2 separate regions of the Homo sapiens genome follow, and region 1 is linked to region 2. A link is a contact called in ENCODE Hi-C data. All regions are on one chromosome and are shown on one strand. Each heading gives the region's core, a stretch centred on a gene start or an enhancer-like site at or near the end of the contact. The rest is flanking DNA. Distances are from core to core; before and after follow the strand shown. Region 1 holds the start of CHCHD5 (coiled-coil-helix-coiled-coil-helix domain containing 5). Region 2 has its middle 11 kb from the start of IL36A.

Evidence for each region. Hi-C counts contacts between places; a loop is a spot of excess contacts on that map. Pooled maps may share reads with other maps.
Region 1: a loop to region 2 is called in a pooled map, with 5 times the contacts of the local background. The contact joins the promoter of CHCHD5 here to the enhancer-like site in region 2. A Hi-C loop is called at or near these places in 4 of 50 pooled maps.

Annotation. Positions count from the first base shown.
Region 1 is chr2:112,582,135-112,587,685 of GRCh38, forward strand. It overlaps CHCHD5 (coiled-coil-helix-coiled-coil-helix domain containing 5), which reads left to right and starts at 2,475. Exons shown (of 4, transcript NM_032309.4): 1 at 2,475-2,515; 2 at 3,840-3,980; 3 at 4,066-4,231. The coding sequence starts at 2,514. It overlaps LOC101927330 (a long non-coding RNA gene), which reads right to left and starts at 3,138. Exons shown (of 2, transcript XR_923204.3): 1 at 3,003-3,138; 2 at 853-2,379. RefSeq lists a silencer at 158-452 and enhancers at 1,684-2,883, 2,150-2,901, 2,199-2,368.
Region 2 is chr2:112,992,040-112,997,273 of GRCh38, forward strand. It overlaps the pseudogene POLR2DP1. Among named protein-coding and RNA genes, the nearest start is that of IL36A, 11 kb to the right of the region's middle. RefSeq lists an enhancer at 4,778-4,937. Within about 2 kb of position 3,457, at least 2 of the 41 ENCODE cell types and tissues checked have a DNase peak (open chromatin) inside an H3K27ac peak, as active enhancers do.

The DNA.
Region 1 (5,551 bases), core at 1,225-3,724, 410 kb before region 2:
CATAGATGAACACATATTTTGTATGTTATATGCATTATATACTGTATTCTTGCAATAGTAAAGTAGAGAGAAGAAACTGTTATTAAGGAAATCGTAAGGAAGATAAAATATACTATTCATTAAGTGGAAGTGGATCATCATAAAGGCCTTCATCCTTGTCCTTTTCACATTGAGTAGGCTGAGGAGAGGAAGGGGGGTTGGTCTTGCTGTCTCAGAGTGACAGCGGCAGAAGAAAATCTGAGTATAAGTGGACCAGTACAGTTTAAATCCATGTTGTTCAAGGGTGAACTGTAAACTGTTTGATTTAATGGGCAACCCACGCACCCAAGTGGTTATAAGTGGTACTACAAAATGTATTATAAAAATACCGTAGAATTTTTTTTTTTTTTTTGAGACAGAGTCATGCTCTGTCACCCAGGCTGGAGTGCAGTGGTGTGGTCTCGGCTCACTACAACCTCCGCAGCAATTCTCGTGCCTCAACCTCCTGAGTAGCTCCAGGACTACAGGTGCCTGCCACCATCCCTGGCTAATTTTTTGTATTTTTTGTAGAGACACGGTTTCACCATGTTAGCCAGGCTGGTCTCGAACTCCTGACCTCAAGCGATTCGCCCACCTCGACCTCCCAAAGTGCTGGGATTACAGGCGTGAGCCACTGCACCCAGCTGAACACAATCTGTACCTTCCATGTACTGATTTATGTCTTTGTCTGTAACTCCTGTCCACCTAAAATGTACAAAACCAAACTGTAATTCTACTGTCTCAGGCACACTTTCTCAGGACCTCTTGAGCCTGTGTTCCCCAGGCCATGGTCACTCATATTGGCTCAAAATAAATCTCTTTAAAACATTTCAGTTTGGTTTTTCTGTTAACAGGTGGTTAATTTTTCCTAGTTCTTTAATGAGATCCCTAGAAACCGGGTTTAAGACAATTGATTTTTTTTTTTTGCTTTCTCGGTCAGATAATTTCAGAAACTCCCTCCCTGTGCACCTGTGGGCATTCCCACTTCCACACACCAACAAGACAAGGTTAGACAGATCTTCTAAGGCAGCTTCTAAGGCCTTTCAGCATGTCAAAATGCATCTTTGGGGTATCCGTTTCTGAGTACCAACAAGGGAACGGAATGGGTTAAGATTTCATTCTCTCAGTAGAGGAAAATCTAGGGATTCATTCTACATTTGAAGCCAAAAACAGTTATCTGACTCCTTCCAGAGCCTTTAAATGTTGATCCCTTCCCCTCTTCTCCCATCAAACATACACTTGGAAGTTTAAGAAGAATGGAGGGATCTCAAGGTGTAAAGTTTTCTTTCTGTGCGATGACCAGTGCTGGTCCTCGGATGTCAACTGCCAACCAGGGTAGCTCATGGTTACAACCTCCCGTACAGCTCTCACTTATCCAGAACTACTGAGGCTCCAAGCTCAGTATCAAACTGTTCACTTGCACTATGTCCTCTATGATGTCACTGTCATCATCATTTTACAGACACACTGCGACTCCAAGTGGTCGTTACTAGTTCACAATCAAGTAGCTCTCGTTCATCTTCTCGTTCATCTTCAACTCTATGATTAACTGCAAAATGTTCTGCTCATTTTGACTAGAGTCTTGAAAGATCTGCAAACGAAACGGCAGGACTGATGCTCAGTTCTCTGACCAGGGGATATCCAGTCTCTTATGTGGGGAAACTCACGCCCAGGTCTAACCTCACACTTTTAAGACAGATGAGAAGGAAGGGGGAAATGTTGCTACATTAGGAGGAATTAATTACAAAGAGAGGAAGTAACTAGCTTGATAGTCTCATGGAGTCAGGATTAAACGCCATGTCTGTCCTGGCGTACGCTAAGGGATGGGGAAACGTCTGGGTCCCAGGCTGGGTAAATGGCAGGCCCAAGCCGAATTAGTTCGGCTCTTGGTTTGACTCCCTCTTCCCTCCTGTTCCAAGCGCTCGCATGAACCTGGGTGCCAGGGGGATTATCAGCGTCTGCGCAAGGCCGATGGTGGCAGCGCGGCGTTAGGAATCAGGCCCCCTATCCCTGAGCCCAACAGCCTACCGCTACAGCACCCAACGAAAATGGGAACAACATGTTGAGACGCTGCAGCAACAGCAGGCGCTTCCCACCAGCTACAGTCGGAGATTTGGAGCGCTTGTGTCTGAGGCTCAATCCCGTCAGGTGCCGCGCAACTCAGCGGCGCATTCTCTTTGGACCCGAGGCACCACCATACTTTCCATTGCTTACTTCCGTTAAACCCCGAGCGCTGCCATGGCAAGCCGGAAATAGGGATGAAGCAATTTAGCCAGAAGAGGGCGGAAGTGGCTACTCAGGGCGCCGCCATGACGAGCCGGGCCGGAAGAAGAGGTAGGGCGCCGCCGTGACAGATTAGTCCTAAAGGGAACGGGGTTGTTAGTTCAATTGGCTACCGGAAAAAACCAGGCTGGGCTGGGCGCCGCCATGACAACCGATACCGGAAAAGGCGGGTCGTTCCCCCCGGACAGCCCTACGCCGGCAAAGGTCTCGAGATGTGAGTAGTGAGAGCGCCTACCCCATACGTGCTGCCGCTCCCCTTCTTTTACCCAGTGATCTAGACCTAGTCTAGGACCTCGGGAACTAGGACCAGCCTCCCTCCTTCTTGGAGATCTGACCCTCAGGATTCAGCGCCTTCGCTCACGAGCTCCAACCCTCCGCATGCCCAAGCCCCGCCCTCTAAGCGTTTAGGCCTCGCCCCCTCTCGCGCTGCTTAGGACTTCGGTCCAGTCACTCTTCACCCAATCTCTGCCCCCAGTACCCCAGGTCCGGCCTTCACACTGAAATCCTAAGACTACAGACTTATTTAGGGACCTCTATGACTCCTACACCCATCCTCAGAGCTCCAGGTTCCTCCCCCTTGATCACCAAACTTTACCTTTTGAACCTTCCAGATCTGCCTGGGACCCCAGTCCTCACCTATAGGGTCCACAGACTTGTTCCTAGACCACTCTGACCTTGCCCAGGATTCCCAGAGCACCAACCTCATCCAGGGCTTCCAGACTTCACGCCCCTGGGACCTTGAGTCCCGCACCAGGGCCTTAGGTTTCATCTTGAAGACTCTTTGGCTAAGACACTCTTCCCCAGGACCTGAGACCCCACCTCTTGGAGCTCTAAACCTCACTTTTAGAACCCCCAAACCCATTAAGGGCTCTCAAGCTCTCCCTGGAATTCTAGATCTTTCTTCTAAGGCCCCAAGTCTTCTGTGCATGATCCCCAGGCCTACTGGGGGATGCCTGGATTTCAAGGCCTGTCTTCTAGGACCCTGAAGGCCTACCTTACATTAATCAGACTTTGTTTTAGAACCTCCACTCTCTCCCCAGAAGCTCCCCTCCTGCTTTACAAGCCCCAGGGCTGGGCCTCACCTCTCCACTTCTTTGGCACCATCTCAGGATCCTTCAGATTCCCACATCTGCCCTGAACTCCTAGTCCTACTTCAGACCCAGACCAGAACTCCCTTTCTTTGCGGAGCACCATAGCTTATGCCTGTAATCCTAGCACTTTGGGAGGTCTAAGCAGGGGGATCGCTTGAGCCCAGGGGTTCAATACCAGCCTCGGCAACATAGCAAGACCCTGTCTCTACAAAACATAAAAAATTAGCTGGGCATGGTGGCTCATGCCTGTGGTCCCAGCTACTTAGGAGGTTGGGGCAGGAAGATCACTTGAATCCAGGAGTTGGTGGCTACAGTGAGCTATGATCGTGCCACTGCACTCCAGCCTGGGCCACAGTGAGACCCTGTCTCTAAAAAATAAAAAAAAAAAAAAGAATTCCCTTGCTTGCCTACTGCCTGGAATGATCCTCAGCCCATCCTGTCCCACAGGCAGGCGGCCCTAGAGGTCACCGCTCGCTACTGTGGCCGGGAGCTGGAGCAGTATGGCCAGTGTGTGGCGGCCAAGCCGGAATCCTGGCAGCGGGACTGTCACTACCTTAAGATGAGCATTGCCCAGTGCACATCCTCCCAGTGAGTGCGGGCAAGTATGAGACAGTGTGGGGGGTGGGCAGTGGGGTGGGAATCTCCCAGGGGCTGAACTGCCCTACCCCCACAGCCCAATCATCCGCCAGATCCGCCAGGCCTGTGCTCAGCCTTTTGAGGCCTTCGAGGAGTGTCTTCGACAGAACGAGGCAGCTGTGGGCAACTGTGCAGAGCATATGCGCCGCTTCCTGCAGTGCGCTGAGCAGGTGCAGCCGCCACGCTCACCTGCAACTGTGGAGGTAAGAGGGGCTCACCTCAGTTCATCTCTTTTCTCCATAACATCCCCTTCATCCTTCTGGTTGTTCAGGGTAAAGACTTTGGAGTCATCCTCAGCCCCACCCCATCACCACACAGGCCTTTGCCATGCATCCAGAATCCAGAACATCATCACTTCTTGCCCCATATAGCCCCTGCTTTAATCCACCACCACCCTCACCCTCCACCTCCAGGATACCTGCCCCAGCCTTCTCCCTGGTCTCCCTTCCTCCCTCTTTTCTTGCCTCCATAAAGCGGCCTGGGTGAGCATGTAAGGACTGAAATCTGGTCTCATCACACCTATGCTTAAAGCTCTCCAGTGGCTTTGTGTCACATTGAGAACAAAAGTCCAGGTCCTTGCTGGGTTCTCTGTGTTCTTCCCTAGGCTGACTTCATCTGCCTCCTGCCTCACCCTCTCTCTTCTTTCTCACTACTCCTCATCTGCAACTGCAGAGGGGCTGGGCTGGGGTGGCCAAAAAAAGGTCACTCTTTTAAATGTATCTAATATGTAAACCAGATATACAGTATATCTGTGATATGTAAGTTTCATGGTTGGGCAATTAGAACAAAAGTCTAAAATGACTCCTTGAGGAGAGGCAGTAACGGAAAAAGGTTGAAAAATGCTCTTTTAGATGTTTACTACCCTCCTCACTGGACTGTGAGCTCCAAAGGTGAAAGTCACATCTTTCCCCAGCCCCTGTGAGTACCCTCTCCTGGGGCCCTCTCTCTGCCCCTGCAGCCCTGGCTTCTCTCTTGGGCCACCTGGCCATCCTTCTCCTGGGCCCCATGCTCCATCTTGACTTTCCAGTCATTCTTGGTGATCATCCTAGACTGATCTCAGAGGAAATCTGACCATGTTCTGCTTCTACTTACAAACCTTTCCATGGTTCTCAATTCCACCAGCCCAAGTCTTAATGCCAGCACAGCCCACAGGGCCCTGTGGGATGCAGTCCCTGCGACCCGTGGTCCCACCTCTCCTCTCTTTCCCCCTTAAGCTCTATGTTCCAGCCCCAGTGAACATGCAGTTACTCAAGTGCACGTCTCCGCTGCTTTTGTCCAGCTGTTTCCCTCTGCTGGGACTGCCCTTCCTAATCCATCTCCTGGCTAATTCCTATTCCAGCTTAGACGGCACGTCTCTCAGAAAACCTCCCTGATGTCCCACCCACTTCCCGCCCCTGTCTTCAAGTTCCCAAGGTCCCTGAGCCCCTCCATCAAGGCTCACATCCTATGCCTGTGTCAAGGGAGCTCTTGGCTGAAGATTGGGGTGATGCCCTTCTTACCAGGCCCTATAGGCATTAATTGTT
Region 2 (5,234 bases), core at 2,207-4,706:
TAAGACAGGTTTGGTGGCGATGAATTCCCTCAGTTTTTGTGTGTCTGAAAAGTCTTTATCTCTCCATCATTTTTGAAAGACAGCTTTGCTGACTAGAATATTCTTGGTTGGCACGTTTTTTTCCTTCAGCATTTTAAAATTCCATTTTCTCCTGGCCTATGAGGTTTCTGTTGAGAAGTTTGCTGTTGGGCATATAGAGACCATTATATGTTATTTGCTTCTTTTCCCTTGCTACTTTCAGGATACTCTTTTTGTCTTTGACAGTTTGATGATTATATGTTGTGGAGTAGTCTTGTTTGGGTTGAGTTTGATTAGAGATCTTTGACCTTCCTGTACTTGGATATTTATATCTTTCTCCAGGTTTGGAAAGTTTTCCATTGTTATTCCATTCCTTTCTCTTTCTTTACTCCCTCTTGAGTACCAGTAACCCATACATTTGCTCTTTTGATGTTACTCCATAAGTTTTATAAGCTTTCTTCATTTATTTTTATTCCCTTTTCTCCACTGACTGTATATTTTGAATTACCCTGTCTTTGAATTCACAGATTCTTTTCCTCTTGTTGTTCAGTTCTACTGTGGATGGTCTCATTGTATTTTTAATTTTTTTTTTCTCAGCTCCAGAATTTCTATTTGAGTTTTTGAAAGTTATTTCATTATCTCTGTTAAATTTCTCTGACCAAATTTTGAATTGTTTTTTGGTATGTTCTTGAAGTTTGCTGAGCTTCCTTAAAACAGGTATCTTGAATTCCTTGTCAGGCAGTTCTTCCATCTCCATTTCTTCAGGGTCAGTCACTGGCACCTTATTTTGTCTGCTTGGTGAAGTGAACATTCCCTGATTTATTGTGATTCTTGTAGCCATTTGTAGATGTCCATGCATTGATGTAAGTACCTAATCTAGTCTTTGCAATCTGGCTTTGTTGGGGAGCTTCCTTTAGCAGTAAGCCTGTCCAGAGATTCAGAGAAGTTTGACTGGGGAGGTCCCTAAGCCTGTGACCATTTCAGCAATTGCAGCACTAGGAGCTGCTCTAAGTCCAGGATCACAATGGCCAGAATCCTTTGGCAGCAGAGGCTGAGGTAGCACTGGGTCACATCCAAAGCTTAGAGTCTCTGAGACCAGCACAGCACTACATAGGGCATGCTCAACACCATGGCCACTATGGCCTGCCCACTGCTGGCAGTGACTTGTACCAAACTGAAGTCCATCTCACTGGTGCCACAGGTTCCTCTCTGGTGCTGGGGTAGATCTAGAGGCTTCATCTACAGGTATAAGTCTGGTGGTAGGGATCAAGTTGTTTGCCCTGTGGTGGGTTTTACTGTGGCAGGCATGGTACTGAGTTCCAAGGTGAAGTCTTACTCTTAATTCCTTTTTCTTTCCCCAAGAGATAATGTCTCTCTCTATACTGCACTGCCTGGGGTTAGGGAAGGGGTGATGTGGGTAATGTAAAACTGTCCTTCCTATTCTCTTCAATGTATCTGTTATTATTATGATGCTAAAATCAAGTACTGTGATCTCTCACCTGGTTTCCTTTGCTCTTGTGATTTTTTTTGTGCATGAATAGTTGATCAAATTGATGTTTCTGTGTGGGATGATTAATGCAAAGTCCTACTTTCCTCCTTCCTCTGCCACTCTCCTCTAAAGTTTTCTTCCTCAATTGAATATAATGTTGGCATTGCAGTTTTATAAAAATCAACACTAAAATAAGTGTTAAAGTTAATTAATTCTGGAATATCCAATAGAAGAATTAGTCATTGGATATTCACTCATATATCCATGCTATGCTAATAAATAGTGGCAGGTTGTTACATCTGCCAATTTATATTATTAATTAAAAGCTGATGACACATTAGCTTGTGACATGATTATGGTTGTAAGTGTTACAGCATCTCCATCCTGCTACAGGCTGTGTGATGATTTGGTATTCCCACCTCTTTTCTCTACTGTGAAAAACTTTGTTTGTTCAGTCACTGATACCTTGGACTTTCACTTGGCACAAATGTGAGCTCAAACAAAAGCTCAAATATGAGTCCTGACATCATGTGGCTGGACTCAAGGGTAAGGTGTTCATTCTGGTGATACAGAAGAGGCTATGATGACAGAGTATAACCAAAATGAAAACACCAATTTATAATAATCTCATAGAAAGCATGTGGAACCCAGAAAACACAGATCTGGGCTCCCTGCCTTACCCAGCACATGTGAGAAATAGTGTATTATGCCATGGTTTACAAAATCATGGAGGATCCCTGCAAGGAGCAATATCTTCATTTTCAGGTGAATAGTCTGGTCCACACCTAGTTTTTACACATTGCTATAGCAAATACTTCTGCATTTGAGAAGCACAAGCTCTAGGCTAATACTCATTGAATAATTTGTTTTCTTTGGACCTTTAGCAATTGGTGTTATAGAAGGTCTGATGCACTAGGAGAAGGGGGATTCTGGGGGCGGGGGCGGAATTAGTAGTCTTATAACCATGCCACCAGAGATTCACAATTGTAGATAAAACAGGTGAGCGGGTTGTTTCTCTGTCAAGTCGCTTTGGGGCTGATATCCTCTCACCTCAGGACTGCTGAAGGGTAATGGCTGTTTCCTGAATCTGGACAGGAAGACTTTGTCTCATAATTCATTAACAACTGGGCATGGGGACTGAAGATGCTGCCCACAGAGTGCTGAAAACAATGGTCATAATTAATAATACATGTCAATAAAATATTGTTTTGTTTCTTAGACTGTTGCTGTGAGAAATCAGCAACAATTACCTTGAGCAAGATGGCAGAGCAAAGTCTGAGACATGTCATCATTAGGGCTGTCCCTATCTAGCAGGGTGTCAGCAAATGACCTACCCAGGGTAGAGTCACCCAAGGTGGAGCACCTGTGCAAATGTCATTACGTAGTGGCACAAGTACAGTAATGTTCAGCACACCTGTATTTCCCAAACTTGAAACTACATTAGAATCATCTGGATATTCACTGAAAACCTAGGGCACTTGTGCTCGCTCCATGCCTAGTAGATTAAAATCCCCTCCTCCAGAAATTGCAACTTACTAAGTTTATGGTGGGACCTAAGAATTAATATTTTACCAAAGACCCTAGGGAGTGCTAATTTCTAAGTAAACATGGGAAATACTCTTCTGGACCATCCAGTGGAGTTTTGTGTGTAAAAAGACACAAATTAATCATGCTTGGAATGATCTATATGCTTCTATAGAAATAAAGAGATATGTAACAATACATACCTCCTGCTTTTTTTGACATTTACTTTTGTAAAGTTGTTCTCTCTTGAGTGATTTAAAAGCAAATTGAAGGAAAATGACTTGTATAAAAAGTTCACATCCTCAAATAAAATTTTTCATATCCCCAAATTGGAAAGAACCGAAATTTCCATCAAGCAGTGAATAGATAAACAAGTTGTGGTGTATTCAATGCTACTTAGCAATAAAAAGAAATCAAGGATGTGGGTGGTGGCACGCGGCACGGCAATGGCAGCAGGCGGCAGCGATCCACGGGCTGACGATGTAGAGGAGGACACTTCACAGCTCCTTTTTCCTAAAGAGTTTGAAACAGCGGAGACCCTTCTAAATTCAGAAGTTCATATGCTTCTGGAACATCGAAAGCAATAGAACGAGAGTGCAGAGGATGAACAGGAACTCTCAGAAGTCTTCATGAAAACAATGAAACTACACAGGCCGTTTCAGTGGTTTCGAAAACAGAGAGACCATTGCCAGTGTTCGTAGCTCTAGAAAAACCTTCATAAATTTGAGTTGGTCTGTTTGGCCAACCTTTGCCCAGAGACTGCTGAGGAGTCCAAGGCTCTAATCCCAAACTTGGAGGGGTGGTTTGAAGATGAGGAGCTGCAGCAGGTTCTTGATGATATCCAGACAAAGCACAGCTTTCAGTATTAATCCCTAAACATCACTGCTGCTTGGAGAAACTATGGCCCCACAGGGTCTGGGGCTGATTTGCATAGACATTTCATTGTAGAAGACAGTTGGGAATTCCTTTGGAGAAAACAGCCCAACTTGCTGTTGGGTTAGGTTGCTGTTTCAAATAATTCGTAGGTCCAGGTGACATGTAATCTTGGAGCAGCCTTGTGCAGTGGCTGCCAGTGGCTTCCTGAGTGTGCCCTGGGAAGTGTGAGGTGGCTCGGGTGGGAGGGGGTGTCATATTAGCCACACTGTTGACTCCCTCATTCATGACTTTTGGCCCCCACGTTATCTTGTATTCTTAATACTTCATGTTTTAATTTCAGTGTGTTTATACGTTTTGAAACTAGACCAGAACATAGTAGACTTTATAGAGAAAGACCAGTTTTATCTAGATGCCAAAGGAAGAATTAAACCACTGTTATTGTTTGAGACTTTTTTTTTTTTTTTTGGAGATAGGGTCTTAACTCTATTGCCCAGGCTGGAGGAGTGCAATGGTGCAATCATGGCTCACTGCAACCTTCTGGGATCAAAAAATCCTCCTGCCTCAGCCTCCCAAATGGCTGGGGCCGCAGTTGTGCACCACCACTCTTGGCTAATTAAAAAAAATTTTATTTTATTTTATTTTAAATAGAGGGTGTGTCTCACTATGTTGCCCAGACTGGTCTTAAACTCCTGGCCTCAAGTGATCCTCCTGTCTTATCCTCCCAAACTGCTGAGATTACAGGTGTGAGCCACTGCACCTGGCCTGAGGAGTATGTAAAGTTCCTGGGCCTCTGTGCATGCCTGAGCAGCTGCTGTTCAGAGACTTCAAGCAGCTCTGTGTCAGACCCCAGGTCCTGGTAATGTGCGCTCACTCCACCTCCTGATCTGAGGGTTGCAAAGATTCATGGGAGAAGTGTGGTTTCCTGCTTCCCTTGGCGGGGTGCTGGGGAGTCCCTTGGCTCTCTGTCGCTAACAGGAGGACTGTCACCTCGCCCTGCTTTCCTTTGTTCTCTGTGGGTCGAGTTGTTTCCCTGATCAGTCCCAATGCGAGTACCTGGATATATCAGTTGAAGGTGCTGTATTTACTCACCCCTTTTTGTTATTTTCCATGAGTGCCACACACTGCAGCTGCTTCTCATTGGTCATCTTGGCCCCCACCAGCAGTTCTTAATTCTAGAGAAAAAATTAAGTTATTCAGGAGACAAAATGTAATCATAATTTACTATATAGCTTAATTGTCAGTAATGTTTATATTGCAATAATAGTGTATATGCTATCCAAAATCATGATGTAAATATTTTGGAAGGATGCATGGATGAATGAGTGTG